Linked DNA regions of Homo sapiens: regions 1, 2 and 3 are each linked to region 4. A link is a loop called in an ENCODE intact Hi-C map of the cell type or tissue named here. Cell type or tissue: endothelial cell of umbilical vein. All regions are shown on one strand. Region 1 overlaps ME3 (malic enzyme 3). Region 2 overlaps ME3 (malic enzyme 3). Region 3 overlaps ME3 (malic enzyme 3). Region 4 has its middle 60 kb from the start of PRSS23.

The links. A loop is a pair of places that touch in the nucleus more often than their neighbours do. Peaks named below come from ENCODE experiments on the same cell type or tissue, not always from the same donor. Only the 100,000 strongest peaks of a DNase experiment are listed, where the experiment ranks them.
Region 1: a loop joins it to region 4, with 4 times the contacts of the local background. A loop is called at or near these places in 4 of 110 quality-filtered maps.
Region 2: a loop joins it to region 4, with 10 times the contacts of the local background. A loop is called at or near these places in 9 of 110 quality-filtered maps.
Region 3: it touches region 4 in a loop (7-fold over the local background); 8 of 110 quality-filtered maps call a loop at or near these places.

What each region holds. Positions count from the first base shown.
Region 1 is chr11:86,481,681-86,486,680 of GRCh38, forward strand. All of the region lies in intron 7 of ME3 (malic enzyme 3), which reads right to left. Among named protein-coding and RNA genes, the nearest start is that of CCDC81, 110 kb to the left of the region's middle. RefSeq lists an enhancer at 2,687-2,981. In endothelial cell of umbilical vein, no CTCF peak of the experiment used is centred here; a DNase peak (open chromatin) is centred at 2,761; H3K27ac peaks cover 3,949 bases.
Region 2 is chr11:86,457,554-86,462,553 of GRCh38, forward strand. All of the region lies in intron 8 of ME3 (malic enzyme 3), which reads right to left. Among named protein-coding and RNA genes, the nearest start is that of CCDC81, 85 kb to the left of the region's middle. RefSeq lists an enhancer at 2,420-2,948. In endothelial cell of umbilical vein, no CTCF peak of the experiment used is centred here; DNase peaks (open chromatin) are centred at 1,638, 2,608 and 3,208; H3K27ac peaks cover 4,298 bases.
Region 3 is chr11:86,605,896-86,610,895 of GRCh38, forward strand. All of the region lies in intron 2 of ME3 (malic enzyme 3), which reads right to left. Among named protein-coding and RNA genes, the nearest start is that of ME3, 64 kb to the right of the region's middle. In endothelial cell of umbilical vein, a CTCF peak has its summit at 2,661 (motif pointing left); DNase peaks (open chromatin) are centred at 1,366 and 2,666; H3K27ac peaks cover 3,085 bases.
Region 4 is chr11:86,738,320-86,743,319 of GRCh38, forward strand. No RefSeq gene overlaps it. Among named protein-coding and RNA genes, the nearest start is that of PRSS23, 60 kb to the right of the region's middle. RefSeq lists enhancers at 2,124-2,738, 2,308-2,602, 2,739-3,352. In endothelial cell of umbilical vein, no CTCF peak of the experiment used is centred here; DNase peaks (open chromatin) are centred at 2,472, 3,132 and 3,722; H3K27ac peaks cover 4,510 bases.

The sequences.
Region 1 (5,000 bases), 260 kb before region 4:
CTTTAGCTCTTGAAATATCCTGAACACCTGGAGAAAAATAACCCAGAGCCTCCTTTAGCCTCGGAGTTGCTATTTAGTTGTGGGAGTTGCAGGATCAGCTGGCATGAGTGCTCACAGAGTCACAGATGCTTAGGTCACAAGGCTCCTCACAGCTCCAAAGGGGGCAAAGGATAGCACACTGCTGCCACCCCTTATTCCATGCTCAGGGCAGACATTGCTAATCAACCATGATGCTCATCCCTGTTGAACCCAGAGAGGTTCAGAGTCCTAAGCAATCAGAGCTGGCACAAGGAATGAAACCTTTTACCCTCCTTGCCATTCTTACCAACAATATCCTAGTCTAGTCCTAAAATTTGTTGAGCACTTTGACTTGCAGTTATCCATAGGACACAGTTCAGAAAACCATGGTGAGTCATATTCTCTTCTCTTTGGGAAATCTCAATCATTCCCTTGATATTAATACTATCTATGGGTTGGCAACTCCCAACTTTATGTTTCTGCACCAGAACTCTTCTTGAGCTCCAGACTTACACAGACACTTAGAGGCTAAGAAAGTGTAGAGTCTCAGGTTATCTAAACTTCAATAGATACATACGAAATGTTTTTGACTATGTAGCTCTCTGAGAGGAGGACTGTTTATTTCTCTGTGTATTGCTCACTATGCCTGGCTCAGTGTCTGGTGTACAGCAGGTACTAGGTAGACATGCTCATTGATTTTATATACCATTCCCCTGCTTATCTGTGTAACTGAGTTATTCTTTTCTCACGCCTTCCTATAGTGAGGGCTGCCCCATTCCTCATCCTACCCAGGCTAGATAGGGTGTGGCAGTCTCTGACATTGGTGGCCCCCAATGCACCATACCTCCTAGTATTTATTTCCTTGTATAACCTCCTCCCTTGGAATCTAGTATGGACCTATGATTTGCTTCAACCAGTATAATGTGGTGGAAGTTAGACTGTTCCAGTTCCAGGTCTCATCCTTAAGAAGGCCTGGCAGCTTCCACTCTTGTGTTCTTAGGAGCCCTAGACTATCATGTAAAACGTTCAGCTATCCTGTGAAGAGAAGAGGCCATGTGAAGAAGGAGAGACCCTAAGACTCAATGGAAAAACAGAGGAGCCCAACCTTTCCAGTGTCCCAGCTGAGCCCGCTCCCAGCTAGTTAGCCAGCTGAAAGCAGCCATATGTGTGACCATTGGCAAGACCAGGAGAAGAATCACTCCAGCTGAGTCAGTTCAGCTTCCAAGAATCAAGAGCAAATAAAATGTTAAGCCAGTAAGATTTAGGATGGTTTTTTAACACAGCAAAAGAAACAGATGTGTTCCTTGACACCACAGATCAAGAGGCAAGTGAACAGTCTTGGAATCTTATCTCCTTGTTTTTAGCTTTAACTTTGGTGCTCTGCTCTGCACAAAGGCCCGACAAGTAACAATTCCTTTGATCCCTGTAAATCTGATCAGGGCACAGTAGAGACATCTAGTCATTTTGACAGTACGTATATTTGAACAGAAACCTTTAGGGTAGCCGTCCAAATGTAAAGGTAGAAACAAGTGGGATGAGTAGCAGAGGAGAGATGGAATGGGAGGAGTCCCATTTAGGTTGAAGTGACACAGAGAATGAATGCTGGAGCAAGCGGGGTTGGCTCTGGAAGGACAGGGGCTCACATCAAGTGTGGAAGGTAACATTAAGGAGTGGGCCTGTGGTAACTGGCTCCAGATATCAGAGAGGCCAAGGGCTGTCTGAATTTCTCTGAAAACTAGAAGTTTCTACAAAGAGCACTAATAGAGAAATTGTGATTTCCAATATGGTGTGTATCTCAGGGATTACGTGTGTGTGTGTGATTATGGTGAGGGGAAAGAGAGAGAGAGAATGAATGAATGAATGCACAGAGACAACAAAATGGAGAGACTAAAAAAAAAATTTTCCTAGAGCTAAAAAGTAGATGACTTTTTAAAAAGGTTTATTTATTATTTCCCTTCTTTAACACTCTCATCTAAGCAGCTTAAGAATCCCTGTATTTAGGGTTTGGGAACTAGGGAAGAAGCGGGTGATTTCCTTTCCTGGCCTGCCTAAAGGCCAAAGCTGCTGCTGACATCAAGTTTCTGTCCAGCCCAGGCCAATTATCAGACAGAGTTAGGGCTCCAGGTGCAAACTCAGAACACAGTCAACTCCCATCCTTGCTACTGTAAGTAACAGAAATGAAAAATGTGAATGGAAACCATCAGGGAAAACTCGTGACAGCAGGAGGTGGTGCCCGGGTACAATGCACCCATCCACTGCATGACAGGGAAAGAGCGGGAAGAGTGGGGCAATCAGTCCTTGCCATCAGTCTTTGTCTCAGCTTTGAGAAGGACACTCCCAGCTGTCTGTTGCTGTGGTTCACAGACTAAATGGAGATTCCTTCTGTCCTGGCAGGTTCTCCTCAGTGGCCAAGCTCCACGGCAGGAACTGAGCCATAGTAAGTTTATTTCAGGCCAAAAAATCTTAACATACATCCCCATTAGTGGGTAGGGGTAGGAAGGTGGAGCTTTTTATTAGCAGGATGTTTGGACAGAGATGAGGATGTTGAAAGCAGGAGTCAACATTTCCCAAGGTTCTTTCTTAAAATACATTGTGTTTGACTTTGGAACTCCTGACTCACCCCCAGGCTGGGCATTCTGTCTTGGAGCTACTGTATTCCCAAGAGTGCTTGGGGAGACCAGCTCATTCCCCACCTACAGTATCCACAGAAACATCTGCTATAGCTTATTAGAAAGTCAAAACAACCAACCATCAATCCATCATGTTTTCTGTTTAATGACACATTCCTGTTGGCTGACGCATGCCCCTCCCCAAGGATCCCGCCCCCCGCTCCCGGACTGCCTGTGTGTGTGTGTCTGTAAAACTGTGAACTGATTTTGAGGATAGTTTGAACAGCTTCTTACATCCTAGTTTATTTAACCTTCTCACACGAATAGCAATACTTTTCTGTGGGGAATCACAGAATGATTACTGACTCATTAGATAAGCAGTGAGCCCTGGAAACAGGAAGCAAAAAGTGGGCTTTCAAAGCCAATTTCATTCCCTTCTCTTTTCATCCACAGGTGACACAGCATTGTAGAAAGAGTCTGTACTTGGAGTCAGTAGTCCTGGGTTCAGCTTGTAGTCCTGACAGGTACTGTGTGACCTGAGATAGCTAACTTGGCCTCTCTGAGTCTCAGTTTTCTCTTGCATAAAATGGGAATAATAATACCTATCCGGTTGGCTACAGAGGATTTTTTTAAGAGGTTAGAATAGAATACTGGGGTGGGAAGGCAGCTTAAAGAACATCTGATGCTTGAATTCCTTCCTATAATATCACCACAAATAAGCCATGCAACCTATCCTTGAACTCTTTCTGTGACAGGGAACTCATTCCCACAGACAGTCCAGTGCAATGTGAGACAGCCCTGATTTATTTTGAGCTGAAAAGTGCTTCCTTTAGCATTCCACCAATTGGTTCTTTTCCATGTAGATACATACAAACAAGTCCAATTCTCTTCTGAAAGAAGAGCTTTTAGAATCTGGAGGTACTAGCACGTCCCTGACATAGACAGAGCAGTCTCTGAGTCTTCTCTCTACCAGGCTCAGCTTTTGGTTCTCTTCACTATCGTAGTTATTGCACTCCAAAGGCACTTTAGGTAATTTTTAACCCTCAATGTAGCTTCTCTAGCACTGGATGTGGTATTCAGGATTTCTGAAATGGAGATAATGAATTGTGACATTCACCTCCCTTGTCCTAGATGCTATGCCTCTATTAATGCAGCTGACCCTTGAATTTGCTTTATTTAGTGGCCATATCCCAATAGCAGCCCTTCCTCCATAATCTTAGCTGCAAACATCTAACTTTCTGATCACCACCTCCTTTCTTTCCAGCTTATTCCACGTACTATCCAACTCAACAGTTTCTAAACCTCACCAGGACTTACTATCCATTGATCACCCTTTCACTGTCCCTTGTCCCTCCCCTTTACCACGTCCTCCCATTCTCTCCCCTTTTACCCAGCCTAGAGCTCATGATACAATTATAATCATTCCCTTGAATAGACTCTCAACTCCTTGCTCTTTCCCGTTTTCTCTTGCCTGGCAAAATCCCCAACCCTGATTACACCCTGCTCTCTTCGTCTTCCTGCCCTTGGACCCAGACAGTTGAACCTGGCTTGAGGAAGCAAGAAACAGGTTAACTAGCTTAAGTTAAATTCATAAACAGTAACCCCAAGGGGGCCCAGAGAGCTGCCCAGTGATCATGATCCAGCTTCCCAGTCTGGACATTCTCCCACTCTCCTAGATAACTAGGTCCCACTTCCTCTATCCTTAAACCTCCCCATCCTCACTCTATGCTGATGTCCTTGTCTTCAAGCAGATGGGACTCCCCCTCGCTCCCACCACCACATCTACCCACCTGCCCCATCAGTGCCCAGTACTCTGCCTTCCCTTTCTCCCTGTGGATGATTTTCTGTGCTCCAAGACTAAGCTCTTCAGGTGTGCACTGGATCCTTTTTCCTGCTTGCTTACTCAAGGACTTTTTCCCCCCATCCTACAGTCCATCATTCATTTTGTCTTTTGACAGGATCATTTCCACCTTATATAACCACAATATTATTTTGCTCTCATCTTAAAAAACAAAACACAACACCAACAAAACTCTTTTCTTATCTCCAGATAAGGAAACCCAGAAAAGTTTAGTAACCTGCCCAAGGTCACATATCTGAAAAGTGGAGGGGTCAAAGGTCAAATTACAGTTTGCCCACCCCTGAAGCCCACCCAGATGAGACTTTGTGCAGAGTTTGTGGGCTCCAGCCCACTGTTCTGGTTGGAGAAGCTGAGCTTGGACAAGGGAGCACTTTGCCAAGGATGGGCAGGCCATCTCTGCCAAACCTGTGCAATCTTCAGGCAGCAAGAAGGCTGGAGATTTGCAAGTGAGAGGGGAACATGCTTTGTCTTCAGAGGCCCACTGAGCTGCTGAAACTCTGGCTTGACCAGCT
Region 2 (5,000 bases), 280 kb before region 4:
AAAATTTGGCAAATAAAGTTATCTCCATCATTAACCTGCATTTTTGGGGTGCTCTTGGGCTATGCACTAGGGGTTTAAAACTGGAAAGGAAGCTACTTAGCTGTTTCGAGGTAACCACTCTGAGAAGCCCATGGGTCCAGGGATGTGCTGGAACATGACTTGTGCCCATAAATGCCATGGGCAGCTGAAAGTGTGGCAGGTTGTTCCTATTCATGGTAAAAGAAAAAGAAGTTTTTTTTTCCAGAGGGAGATTTCCATAATTACATTTCCTGCAAACTGAGTACTTGAGGTTGTAGCTTCAGGAAATAGCACAAAAGGACATGCTGAAAATGTAGTTTCTGCTTTTAATAGTCAGATTTGACAAAGTTAAAGGAGTTGCCATGCTGAACAATAGATTATTGGAGGAAAGAATTTACTGCTTTATCAGGTAAGGGAAAACTTCTGACCCAGGCAGCAAGAAGGACAGAAAGAGTTAGGCTCTGTCAGGGTCTGGCCACGGTGGCTTTGGAGGCCTGGATCCCTATTGGGACAGAACAACCTCTGCTATGAGGCCACACCTGCTTCCACGATCCATAAGAATTACCTTTCTACAGTAGATACTGCCATTCATTTATTCATTAGTATGTGCTGAGTGTTTGTTCTGGGCCTTCTCTGGGCTAGGCCTTGAATAAATAAAGACAAATAAAAGTCTTGTTCTCAAATAAAACTCTCAAGGAGTTGCTAGCATAAGTGTTCCAAAAATTCAGATTCCCCTTTATTGGACACCAAGCAAAGGCTTTCTACATTACTTCAGTGCAATTTTGTGTCATAAGGGAATTTTCTGGAGCTCCTGGACTCTCTAGAGGGCACTTCTCTGGCCAATGGAGAAGATAGGGTTAGGCCTGTTTTGCCACAATTTGGAAAGAACCAGAAGGAATGATGATCATCTTCTTGGCTTCTCTGGAGGTTCGGCTGTTGCAACAGCTAAAAGGGGAGATCTCGGAGGAGCCAGATACATGAGATCCACATGAACTTCAGGACTAGGAACAGCCCTGGAAGTGAAGAACAGCCTCAGAATACAGGACTTAGTGAAAAGGAAGGCTTTGGGAACAGAGGAGAGAAAAGGTTAAAGAGACCAGGGGAAGTTTCATGGCAGGGGGAGAGATCAAGGAAAGGCCTAGAACTGCTACTCAGTGTGTGTAGTGGTGGTGGTGGGTGAGAGAGAGGGCAGTTGACCCCCGACAGCTGGAAATAATCCCTGGCATCTTGTAAACAAGACAAACGAGCTGCACGGTCTTCAGAGATGAGCCAGCCATTCCTGCCTGTCTGCCTCTTCCCTATTGTGGCATCTGAAGCCTGTGCAAAGTCCCCCACACCTTCCCTCTCCAACAAGGTCATTATCTTCCAGGGATGTATTTTGCATTTCTTGGCTGAGAACCCTACCCCTGGCTCACTTTGAAGCCTTCTGTAAAGTGGGTGACCACCGTCCAGTGTCACTCCCAGATCCTGGGGAAGAGTGGGATCATTTAGAGTCTGTGGCTTGGCCCTGGATGCATTATCCTGGGGGAAGTGAAATGAGCCTTTATGGACAAACAGAAAGTAGTGAAGAACAGGAAGAGAATTCTAGGCAGAGGGACCAGCACATTCAAAATCATGGAGTTGGCAGAAAACTCACAGAAGAGTGACTAATACAATGGGCTGGAATAATAGGGAATATGTGGGAAAGGGGAGAAAAGTGAGATGGGGCCCTGCTTCTCTTCTCCCCAGAGTTCCCCAGTCCTGTGCTCACATGTGGCCCTCTCCTCACCTCCATCAAAATCTCTGCCTTAAGTCTCCTCTTTCCTTCTTCCCTCCCGTATCTGTGTGTCACGAGCCTATTAGGCATCAGAGATTATAGTAATAGGTACCATGAACTGAGTACTGCTACATGCCTGTCCCTACCTATACATCACTTCAATCCTTACAACAATTCAGTGCCATAAACGGGTGTTGGAAATACTTAGCAAGGAATTGGCATAGGCTGCAACCAACCATAACAGATGCTGGCCTTATAAAAAAACCCTGACCATTCTGGTGGTACTAGCTGATGAGCAGTTGTGGCTGTTAAAACTGTTAAGTCCATTTTACAGATAAGGAAAGGAAGGTACCGAGAATTTCAGCCACTTGTCCAAAGCCACAAAGCAGGAAAATGGGGATTCAGACCTAGGCTTGTCTTGGTGAAATGTCTGATTGTTAAGCATTGGACTCACAGGGGGTGCTAATAGCCTGACATAACACACAGGAGCCTTTATGGGCGTCTGGCCTGGAGATTTAGCAGGATTGGTGGACAATGCAGGTCCAGGGAAGGCTGGCCAGGTGGAGGAAGCTGCAGAGCTGATGAGCCAGTGGGGCTTTCCTGGCTCCAGCCATGCTGTGTGGTCAGCTTGCAGGTGGAGGCCAGGGACCCACGGAAACTGGGTCAGCAGCACCCTGGACCTGGCCCCTTGTGTGGCTCTCCTTCCTTCCCCTGTCCCCAGTGTGACCATTCCCACTGCCTTTCCCCTTCTAGGCCTTTCTTTCCTCCCTAAGAGCAGAGATGCTTCTCTGGTCCCAGCTGAAACAACAAAAGTCACCTGAGCCTCTGCCTTTTCCAAAATTCCTGAGAGGCTGCCAGCAATGAGTCAGTGCATTGGCAGCTCTGATCACCAAGGACCAGCCTGGGCCTGGGCCAAGGCTTTATGTGGGTCTGAGCTGGGGTGGGAGGCAGAGATGATGAGAAGCCCTGGGGAGCTCTCTTCCCTTCAAGTGCTCGGGCTTCAGAGGCCCAGCCCCTTGGGGTCAGTGATTCTGAGCACATGGTACAGTGGGACTGGTTGGGAGACAGTCAAATAATGTGCCCTAGGCTCCTGCTCTGCACCAGGCATGGCCCTGCCCTCTGGGAGATCAGTAGAGTGGGGCTCCCGAGGATTGAATTCTATCTATCCACTGAGGATGTGAGGCTAGGCTGGTGTTCAGAGTAGGTAGCATGACCCTAGTCTCATTTTCATGTGGGTTGCTCGATTCCAGCCCCCTCCATGTGTGGTTCCCAAGAAGATTCTGAGAATCTGTCTCCAGCTCCCACGTGTGGTGTGATTTGGTTTCTGTTTACAACTATGATTCTGCATCGCTTCCTCCTCCTTCCCACACTCCCTCTCACCCCTTCACTCCCAACCCTCTGTGGTTCTGTGCATGGAGATGCTCCTCTCCCATTATGAGCATGGCTTGTAGTCTTAAGTGGCATTGCTCCTTACTTTGTATTTGGAGATAAAGGGGGACCATTGCAGCATGGGCTGTATCTGCCATGTTGGCTCATTAGTCCTGGAATTCCTTACCAGTCTTCTCATTGTCTGCTTAACAATGAGAACACACATCACAGGCTTCTGGCCTGGACCCATCCCTAACCAGCTTGTGACTGTGGGCCTCATCTTCAGGTCTGCATTCTGTAGGAGTTAGAGGAAGGAATGGGAACGATGGGGAGGGCAGGATGACAGCAGCAGGATGCCAGGGAGCAGTGACACCCACACTGTTTCAGCAGGGTCTGGAATTTCATCCTTAACGAGAAGATACCCTCCACCACTTCACACGTGCAGGAGCAACAGGCAGCCTGATGCCATGGAGAGAGTGGAGAATTCCAAATCAGACATAATGGGGTTCCAGTTCCAGCTTTGTGTCTTTTGTCTGGCTGTGTGGCCGTGAGCAAGCTTTAACCCCCTGGGCTTCAGTTTCCTCATTAGTGACGTGGGACAGCTGTGTTTGTCCCCCAGTGAGGGAGGGGGGGATGTTGCCAGGCACTTGTAAGATAGTGAGGATGAAAAGCACTTTCAACCTTAAGTTCTGTGTGCATGCAAAATGTTATTTGGTACAGTTTGGGTCCCCTGGAAGAAGATTCTGAGTTATATTGGAGTGTTCAGGATGTTTTTAGGAAGTGCCCTTGTGGGAAGGAAGGGAAGGAAGCAGAATGAGTTGAGAGGGAAGTTGAGCTGTGATGCAGGCCCCAAAGCCTCAGCCAGCTCCATGGGGAGCTTGAGTTGTCCTGCACTGGGCTAAAATAGTTAAGCCTTCATATTCCCTCATCACTGGGTGAGGCCAGGCCCTGGTGGGATGGCGAGGTGGCTCTCTCTCTCTGAGGCTCTGCATGATGTGCTGACAGCCTTGCTGTCAGCTGGGCAACAAGTCTTTCCTTGAAGGAGGATCTGGGTGGCGCATGCTCCTGCCCACCTCTTTATGGTTGTTAATGATATGGTCACACCTAAACATCAGGCTGAGCTGATCAAAGGCTGGTTCTTACAGGGCTCCTGCCATTCCAGCACTATTTGCCAGCTGTCCTCATGAGTTCTAGATTGATGGCTTTAGTCTTGAATTTCTGAGAAAAGAATGGGAAGTCCTTCTTCTCTTTGCTCTGGGACCCAGAAAACCATCCCACTTGGTTTTGCCTGGGAGCAAAATTGGCTATAGAGGCAAGACACAAAAACCAATGAATGTAAACAAATGGATTGATTTAATTAAAAACAAACAGCTCCATGTGTCTGCATGTGGGGTACACATGTGAATATGTATGAGCACATGTAGAGGTGCATTTATATGTGAGCACAGTCAATCCTTGAACAACATGGGGTTGAGCTGTGTGAGTCCACTTATATGCAGATTTTTTCAATACATATATTTTTTAAAATTTTGGAGGTTTGTAACAATTTGCGAACACTCACAGATGAACTGTGTAGCCTAGAAATATCAAAAAAATTAAGAAGTTAGGTATGTCATGCATACATAAAATAGGGATAGATACTAGTCTATTTATGTGTTAATCCACTACTGATGTTATTAGTAAGGCTTCTGGTCAACAGTAGGCTATTAGTAGCTAAGTTTCTGGAGAGGCAAAAGTTATGCAGATTTTTGACTGTGTGGGGCATTGGCACCTGTAACCACCACCTTTGTTCAAGGGTCAGCTGTACATGAATGATGACCTGGATAACAGAGAGGCTGCAGGGGCAGGTGTCCAGTGT
Region 3 (5,000 bases), 130 kb before region 4:
TCTGTTCTCTAAGTTTGCCTACCCCCAACCTCACCCCAAGTCCCATGGGCCTCCCACAAGTGCCCAGAAAAATCTGACTATTTCTCCACTACAGCCATTTTCTAAAAGCTTCTGGAGGCTGTGTGCATCCCTTCTAGTGAAGTATCTGGGAGTTCACCCTGTGTTGCAGAGAGAAGACTCCACCCCTCCTCCCTCCCCAAAGCTACCACAGCTTACTTGAGAATAACAACAATATCATGTGACCCTTACATAGCAATGGTCAATTTATCCATTGATCTCTACTATATAATGGGATTGTGACAGCAATTTTGTAAGTTGGATGAGGATTAATTTTATAAATGAGAATACTGAGGCTCGGAGAGGTCACCTGTGATGGTCACATACCTGGCTCCATGTACACTATTTCCCTCCTGGGCCTTTGCCATACTGTGCTGAGCTGCAGTTGGGGAAATATCTCAGGGACGTGCCTCATCAGGGTAGTCTGTTGTGGACAGCAGAGAGATGGGTGCGTCTCTGGCCACTTAGAGCCACACACACAAGTGCCACTCAGAACACTGGCCCTGACCCTAAAGAATCAATTAGTGGTCTGCCTGCAGCGAAGCTGTTTTCAGGGCCCTTTTAGTGCTCTCACATTCCACCAGGTATCCCCCTTGGCCCCATGAGCTTGACAGTCTTCCAAAATATTTCTGACAACCCCAGTGAGTGATGTTCACCAGATGCTGATCAGGACTCATGTTCTTACATGGGCATAATGGGAAAATCCTTCATTGCATACTGGGAAGTGACCAATAGTCCATGGTGCTTATAACTCTCCCAGTACAGAAAAGTGGAGGAATTTCAGTGGAGGGATGTGGTGTCTTTGGTTGGTTGATTGGTATTGATTTAGATGTTATTTGTCTTGAAAATCTGGCTGTGGGTTAACTAATGCTTACCCTTCCTGTTTTAATCATTCCTACTTCTTTTTCTAATCCATGTGTCACCAGGAGAAACAAATGTAAATATGTGAGGTTGCTGTTTTCAGCAAATTCATTCAGGATTCAATGCCAAACTAGGCTTTTCCTGAAAACCAACAACAAGCACCAACAGGAGGAGATAGAGTTACATTTCTTGTAAACCAACAGCCTGATTTTCATTGACACATTGTGGGTTTTGTTATTGTTGTTGTTGTCACTGTTGTTGATCTGGATAGAGGTACAGGCTTATTTTCATAGCTGAGTTTATGACTAAGTGCAGCACTGCTTCCTGAAACAATTCCATCAACTTAACACATTCACAGCCATGAAGAAATCTACCAATCTGTTCTCTCCTCTGAGTGATCTTTCTAACTTGCAAATGTGATGGTGCTACTTCTTATTTGGGATATCCTGGCTGTAACTGGGATATTTCAGACATACTGGCGGGGCTGAACTTTAACTCCTCTCATCCTTCAATGTTCTCAGGCATGCAAAATTTTCCCTAACCCCTTTCTCCCTCCCTTTTCCCACCATACTCATTGGTGGTCATTTCTTCCTCTCTGATTCATAGCCCCATATACATACAATGAGTTGAGAGGCATAGTTTTTTTTTTTTTTTTTTTTTAAACTTCAGGGGAAAATATCCAAATAGAGCCTGGTGAATATCATCAGAAAAAAGGCAAACTAGGAGAGTAAGTCCTTCCTGTAAAGTCTTGCAGAATCTTAGAGTGGGAGGGGACTTAAGAGGGAAGGTACTTCCCACTCCCTTCTGCAATCTCTTTGATAGATGGTTTTTGTTGTTTTTTTTCAGCTTCCAATAGATCACATCTAGAGATAGGGAAGTCGGTGTTTTTTTTAAAAGAAATATATATATATATATATTATATACACATATTTTACATTGAGCAAAAGTTGATCTCGCAGTGAACTCTCTTATACGTCCTTGGTCGGACTCTGGAGCCATGCAGAATACGCCTACTCCCCGTTCGACATGATAGACCTTCAGATATTGGGGGGGCACTTATCTGCCTTTTGACCTTCAGAAACAGAATGGGGCCCTGGAATCATTCTTTCTGGCATGTTGGGACACAGATCATGCCATGTCTCCCCTGGGTGCCAGAAGTACCTATGAGGTATTTCCCACATGCTTGGCACCAGGCTACTGTTTGGGGAGAAAGTAAATACATTTTATTTCAGAATTGATTAATTTAAACATAAGCAGCATACTCCTTAATATAAGGTTACAATGCAAAAGAAACCAAAAAACAAAGCCAGAAAAATCCAGAAGGTAATTCTTAGAGAGACAGGGAAGGTTCCAAACATTTTTAAATGGATCTAGCAGATTAAAGTTCAGCTGCAGCTCATTATTTATGAAATGTTATTCCTGTTTCTTGCAGAGGGAGAAAGAAGCAGCCAAGAAATACTGCCGTGTACCTCTTGAGTCCACGCACGCTTGCTTAATTTAGAAAAAATTACTAGGAGGGGCCACTATGGGGAGCTGGAGACCACTCTGTAATGAAGCCCATTTCTACTAAAACAAAGTATGCATGAGATGGAAGCAATCTGGGCAATGTTGAATCGATTCGGGGAAATGATCCCAGGATTTTTCTCTGAGGATGCACTCTCAATAGTGGATAGTGATGTTTTCAGGTGTAATTTAAATGCCGTTTTGCTCAGTCAGAGCAATGGACTCAAATTCCCTCTCAGCTCCCTCTAGAGGTTAAAGTGTGCAGCTGCTGGCAGAACTTGTGGGCTTGGAAACCTGCCCATGTCCAGAGGGCAGTCAAGATGAATACAAGGAGTTATCGGTTCTTTCTGTTAATTAGAGCAAAATCTGTTGGTTGAAAAAATTAAAAATAAAGTAAAACTTTACTATTCTCTAAATACAGTAAGGCTGAGATGAAATACATTGTGAATATGCATTCATATAGAAGAGGTAGTAACTGGTATATCAGATAATTAACTGGTATATAAGATAATTCACTGGTAAGTCTTGGTGCAATGAAGAAAGTAAAAATTCCATAATGACTTCCCAGATATACTTACTTCTAAAAAGGCACGTATTTTTTTGGATAATGGATAACAATTGACATGATCGTGATTATAGCCACCAATGATTGAGCTCTTATGTGTCAGGCACTGTGTAAACACTTTACTGGCATTTTTCTCATGTAATCTTCATAAATCCCTTTTAGATAGATTCTATAGTTAGCACCATTTTACAGACCAGGAAGCAAGAACTTAGAGAAGTTAAATCCTTCATACAAGGTCATGCAGCTGACATGTAGTGATGCCTGGATTTGAACTCAGGTTTATTCTCTTAAACACAATAAAATAGTGCTTTCTCATCAGAGGTGCAGGACTCAGCAAGATTAATGAGTAGTCCCAGGTACCCAAGTAGTAAGTGGTGCCATTAATGTGTGGTTGATTGACAGTGTATATACAGTGCCTGGTCCATCATGAATATTCAGTGAAAACCAAGTCCCTTACCCTCTGAAATGACCATGATTCTGACTACATGTGTCCTGAGTATGTCTTCCAGAGCAGAAAAAGCTCTGGGAGATAGCCTGTGCCATTTAATCTTTGCATCCTGTCACCTAGACCTGTACACTGCCTATACTGGGTGCCAAATGAATATTTGCTAAATGAATCAGTGAATGATTGAATTAGGCCTGTCTTCAAGGAGCTTACAATCTGCTATGAATCATAAGTGTGCATATATGTATGCATGCACACACACACACCCCTAACCAAACCCTAGTATACTAGTCAGAAGTGAGTTAAAACATACTGAAGAATATATATCAGCAATGCTGCACTCTTAAGCCAGAAAACTTGCCCATGTTTACAAAGACATGTACAAGAATATTGATTACAAAATTGTAATAGCAAAAAATTGGGAACAACTTAAATGTTCTTCGACATAGGCATGGAGAAGTAAGTTTCAGTTTACTGATGTGATGGAATGCTAAATAAATGGTCTAAAACCAAATGTATAAAATGGATAACTCTAGAAACACAGTAAGCAAAATTATATATAAATATAATGATAATAATAGCTAACACTTACTCAACACATTATGCACCAGGCATTTCTTTATGCGCTCTGCATTTGTTAACCCATTTAGTCCTCACAACCCTTCAAGGGTATAAACTATCATCAGACCCATCCTAGAAGTCAGGAAGTTGAGGAAGGCTACATACATTTCATATAATGTCTAACATGTTTAAACATATGCCAAAAGGCTATACTTTAAGAATGCCTCCATGTGTAGTAGAAGTGTAAAAACATGCAAGGGAATCATTAAACACCAAATTTATGACAGTGATTACATTAGGGGTGATGAAAGGAACATGACCAGAGAGATGAATAGAGGGGGCAGCAGATGTATTTATAATGTTTCATTTAAAAAACTAGATGATTGGTATATGGATATTTTTCATATTATCGTTATATTTTTTCCTGTGTCTGAAATACTTTATAATAAAGTGATCTGCAAGCAGAAACTAAATACCTTGAGACCTCAAAGGAAAGAACCATTACTCCTGATATTTCATGGAGAAAGGGGCATTTAAGTTGAGCCTAGATATTATGGGGAGGATAGTGCTAAAAATTTAGCAAATGTGGAAATCAGTGCATATGCCATGGGAGTGATGCCGTGCACAAAGGTAGAAGGTGCAGCAGCAGGAGATTCCACTTTCCATTCCAAGGCCCCTGGGAAGCCCAGCCTGAGCGACTCACATCCCTTGCTGCTCAGGGTGGCTGTGCATGCATGAATCTATTGGCACCCTGTAGTTCTCTTTTGGGCTGTGGGGTTGGGGGGTGGCTCTTGTCTTCTACTCAAAGGCAGATTGCTGCAATAGGGGGTGGCGGGGGGGCAGGGTCTGTGCTCACAAGCATGAACAATAACTGACAGAGTATTTGCTTTTGAGCTTTGGGAGAAACAATGAGGACTTGTTGCAACTCAAGACCCAGTCAGTGACTGGCTGACAACAAATAGGTGATAAGTGTTTTGCTGAACAAAACAGCACCAACTGTTGGCCAGA
Region 4 (5,000 bases):
CTTGAAACCACCTTTGCAAACTTACAACAGTAAGAGAAATCTAAAATAGTTGTCTCCATCTTGCTTCTGACCTCCAACTTGTCCTTGGTCATTCCTGGGCATAGGCCAAGATAACCTTGGGTAGAATTTAGTTTATGGTTAACTGAAAAGCAAGGATGATAATAGTCCCTCCCTAAAATGAACTCTTTCCTTGCTCGGGGACTGAAAACTCCCTTTGTGGGGTTTTTATTTTATTTTATTTTATTTTCGAAAACTATCTTTGTAAACTAGAATAGGATTCTGGGAAGGGCCCGAATTCTGCTAAAGTGTTGGCATAGTTTCTATAATCCCTTACCGCTCAGGAGTCATGTGGCCAGAGGTTATAAAATTTGTGGCTTCCCTAATTGCTTCTATAGATAGTGTCACTATTGTAGAACCTAAAATTGATTTTTTGAGATATCTTTCAGACTGACCCCTCCTGGACTCTGACTCATGACTCAGCTAATCCTGTGGCTCTACCCAGAGGCAAACTCACTGCATGAGGACCATTTTCCACACCTCTACTCTTTCAACCCCAACCAATAAGCAGCACCCATTTCCCAGCCCCCTACCCACCAACTTGTGCATAAAACCCCTAAGCTCTGAGCCTTCAAGGAGACTGAATTGAGTGAGAATTCCAGTTCTCCTGTATGGGCTGGCCTTGTGTCGATTAAACTCTTTCTCTACTGCAATGCCCCAACCTCAGTGAACAGATTTTGACTGTGCAGAGGGCAGGAAGAACCCAACAGGCAATTACAACCTTGTGAAGTTGGTATTATTTTACAGATGAGTAGGAACTTAAGGCTCAGAGAAGTAAGGAGCATTGACCAAAGTCACAGATCCTATAAATGGCAGAGCTGGAATCTGTGTCTCCATGGTCTAAACTTCCTCCATTCCCTACTGACACGCTGTGCCCTGGAGACCCTAACCCTACAGCCACAGTTGATTGGACATCTGACATAAACAGCTAATCCATGGGGAGAACTGGGATGTCTGTGACCAGAACCAAATATGAGATCGGGGCCAATTTTGTTCCTCTCTTACGATTTTAGAGTCTGGAAAAATCATAGCCAGTTAGCTATGAAGCCAAAGGTTAATGAGATGGACTCAATACAGGGGCAGCCATTCTGAGCCATGGGCAAACTACAGTGAGGAGCACTGCAGGCAGGAGAAAAGGGAAGACAAGGCACCAAGAGACAGAGGGTGAGAGGGATCGGAGACAGAGACACAGAGCCAAAGAGAATGGAGCCTAGAGCTAGCCACCTTGGCTCCTGACAGAGTCTTGATTTTAGGCCCAAGGGGTCCTGGCTGCACTATGGCACCTATCCTTGGCTTCCTGTGAGGTCTCCATATTCTTACAATGATTCTTTCCACCTAAGCTCATGTGAATGGGCCTCTGTAGCAACCCCCAAAATTCTGATTTCAACAGCCTGATGCAAGAGCCACCTTACCATCTGACTGCAGGCCCCCATCTTCATTTACAATAACAGCCATACCCACCATGTGTCCCAGGACAGTTGACAAGCCAGAGTTTCCATAGGTCTAGTTCCTCATCTCTGTTGCTTTGATTAACCTGCCACTGCCACCATCCCTGAATAGAGAATATGTCTTCAGCCTCCAGGCCACTCCCTACCAGTCCCACCTTTCCTCCTATGGCCTATCTCCAGGTCTCTTGCCTTCATGGGTGCAACAACCACCTTCTCAGGTCACCAGACTGCAGCTCAAGGGATACCAAGGAGCAGGTGTTCAGCCCTGAACATTGCCTTCCATTCTCATTCCTAGAGGTCCCCAAAAAATGACCCCCCTCCTCCAATACCCAGATGTGGGTTTTTAGGAATTAATCTGGACATATAATAAAGAAAAACAGAGACAGTCTAATAAAGAGATGTAGACATGAGCAGACCCTGGCTTCTTGTCTAGATTCTCATCCTGACTGGCTGTGTTAACCTCAGGCAAGTTGGCCGATATCTCTGAGTCTTGGATTTCTTACCTACAGTGACAGGGAGGGTGGATAACATGAGAATGAGGCTCCTTCCCACTCTGACATTCTAAGATCCAAATTTAAATACCAATCAGTTCGATTGGCATTTAGAGAAGAGGATCCTAGATTCTTTCTGAAACGTGTGCTTTATCATCACACCTGTTCAGGCAGCAAGTATCAGCAAAGCACCTATAGCAGTGCAGACTGGATATGGAAAAGGAACTAAATTATCACAGAAGATAACAGCACACTAACTGAAGGTTCAGAAAAAAAGGGAGGGGGGCTTCATGTCTAAGAGAAGAAGGAAGGTGTGGGCAACTGTATGAACAGCAGAGGTGCAAGGGCATGTGCATTGCTGAAACAGCAGATTTCTAAGCATGTATCACAGCAGGCTGGGCTTGCAGGCTTTATTTAGGTAAAACTCCCATTGAGCTTCAGCTCCCAGTGCCCAGTCTGACTCAGAGCTTCAGAATTTTGTCCTGCAGTGCGATGAGTCATGGTGATGAAATTTCAAGAGAAAAGGACATTTTTAAAATTAGCTGTAAGATAGCAACTGGCTGTGCTTTTGCTCTGTAAGTGCCTTTTCCAGGTTATTTGAATTCCTCCTTTTTCAAGGCAACTGGAATGGTTGGGAATGGAGGCCCTGGAATAGGCCTCTCGTTTGCCTGCCCTTGGCCACTCAGATTCCCAAAACTCCAGGGCCTCTCAGTGCTTGCTCTTTTCAAGGAAGCAAGCCAAGGACTGGGGCACTGACCCTCAGGCCTGGTCTGCCCTTCACTCTTCCGCCTGATATCTTGTGGTTCTAAGAGAATGGAGTCCTCACAGGCCCCCAAGGCTAAGGTTGGGCTGGGCTGGGTTGACCACCCCAGCTAGAAGTTCCACCATTGAACAAAGATGGAGTGTGAGAGTCTCTTCTTACCCAACCTAATTCCTCTGACTGCACAAGCCCACTTTGTGCCTTTTGACCGCGCCTCCTCTCAGGGCAGGAAATCAAAGCTGACACTGGCTTTGCAGTTGGAATATTTCCATCAGGAATGAGATGTAAATGAACAATTTCTCCACTGTTTCCTGTACAACAGAGGGTTCTGTTGAGATTGGACAGGCGTGGCTCAGTTCCCTTCTTTTATTTACCCTGATGGAGAGCGTGTTCTCAATGTTTCCATCCCTCCTCAGGGATGTGCTGTCTAATGAGTATAATTGGGATTCCCCTCAACAAATCCAAATATTCAAAGAGCTACCCAGGTCTTTAGGGAATGTGAATGGAACTACAAGCAGGAACTATGAGCCCAGCCCAGCTGGTGAGATTCAAGAAGCTTCAAAAGGCCTAAATATATCTCCCTTTTGCCAAGTTCTTCCTATCAATATGCATATATTCATTTAGTCTTTCATTTAACAAGAATTGATTGCATACCAACCATATGGCATCACTGAGCTGGATATAGAGAATATTAACATAAATAAAATACAGCTGCTGCCACAAAGAACACATCTTTCAGTATGGAAATAGTGGTAAGCAATCAGTTATAATGCAAGATGGAGTGCTATCATAGAAGTGTATACAAAATATGAGATGCAGAAAGAAGGAATGGAAAGGTAGGGATGTGATCAGGCTCTAAGAGAAAAGTAAAGATGTGTATTAGTAATTAGGTCAACAAACCAAGAAAAACAGACAAAACCTTTTCTGGTTTGTATAACCAGTATGTTGAACAAGCATGACTCATGGCATAATAATACACTGTTGACTTCTCCTGTCCTGGACCTCTCCTGCCCCACTCTCTCTCTCTCTGCTGTTTCAGATCCAACACAGTTAAAGCCATGGGCAGGAGAAGAGGTAAAGCAATAGTACAGATTTGACTTGAGTCTGGTCTTTGGCCAAGGGAAGCATCCCCTGGGTGAGCCAGAGCAGCACTCTTCTCATAGGGGCCATGCCATGGGTTGCTCCCAAGTCCCTTTGTGGGACCTCTGTCCTGCAGTCACCTTGACCCTGACAGATGTGTCGCCATTCCTGGAGCCACTTGAGGCATTGAGGAGCAGCACATTTCCAATCTTCCTGCGAAAATCCCTTCACTTCTCTCACAGGCACTTTCAGAGAAGATCTAAGATGGCCCACAGAACGGTTCTCTTTCTGGTGTGTCCCACATCTAGTGCATAGGAAATGACCTTGAACAACTCTGGGAATGCATTCCAAACCCACCCAGCACACCTCCTGGTTCCTGAACCTAGACAGCAAGTTACTCCTCTCTCATCCTCTGCCCACAGCGGGCAGGAGCCAGGACCCAGTCATGGTCTGCTCTCCCAGACATTACTCAGGACTAGTTCTCTATGGTCCCTCGTGCAAGAAATATCTTTTCACGTTCTCCTGCAGCACCTCCATGCCTCCCTCTAAGGGAGAGGGCTGTAACAGCTCTCTCCAAAGGAATCTCTTCTCTAATTCTCTCTCCAAGCTGGTCCCTCTGACCCTTTCCTCTACTCTTGACCTGGCTGAGGGCCAAGACTGAAGGTACATGAGCCCTTTTCTTGAAAATCCACATCTTGGGGATATGTTGTCATGCTCATTTTTTTAATCTTGATATTGATCATATTTGGTATGTCAGGTGAACTAATGGCAAGAAGTAGCCCATTCCAAACATCTTATGTCCCATCGCTGAAACAACCCATACTGGGAATGGTGTCTCCCAGGATGCTCACCTGAGCTGTGTTCTGTTTGTAAGTAGGCAGAGGATGGAGACCTCTTGAAGACCTAATTGTTCCCAAGATATAGTCTATGCTCCCCATCACATAAACTTCTGAGCTCCTTGGTCAAATCCGAAATGAATTTTTCATACCAGAGTTTACCCAGAGGACTGTGGGGGTGGGGTTGTGACCTGGATGGAGGACCGGAAGCTGTCCCAGTTTACTCAGTGTAGCTCGGAAAGGACAGGTTTGAAGTGAATCCATGTTTCTTCACACAGATAATTTTTTCCTCTTCAGAGTACTGGTCCACTCTGACAGCCCGTTGCCA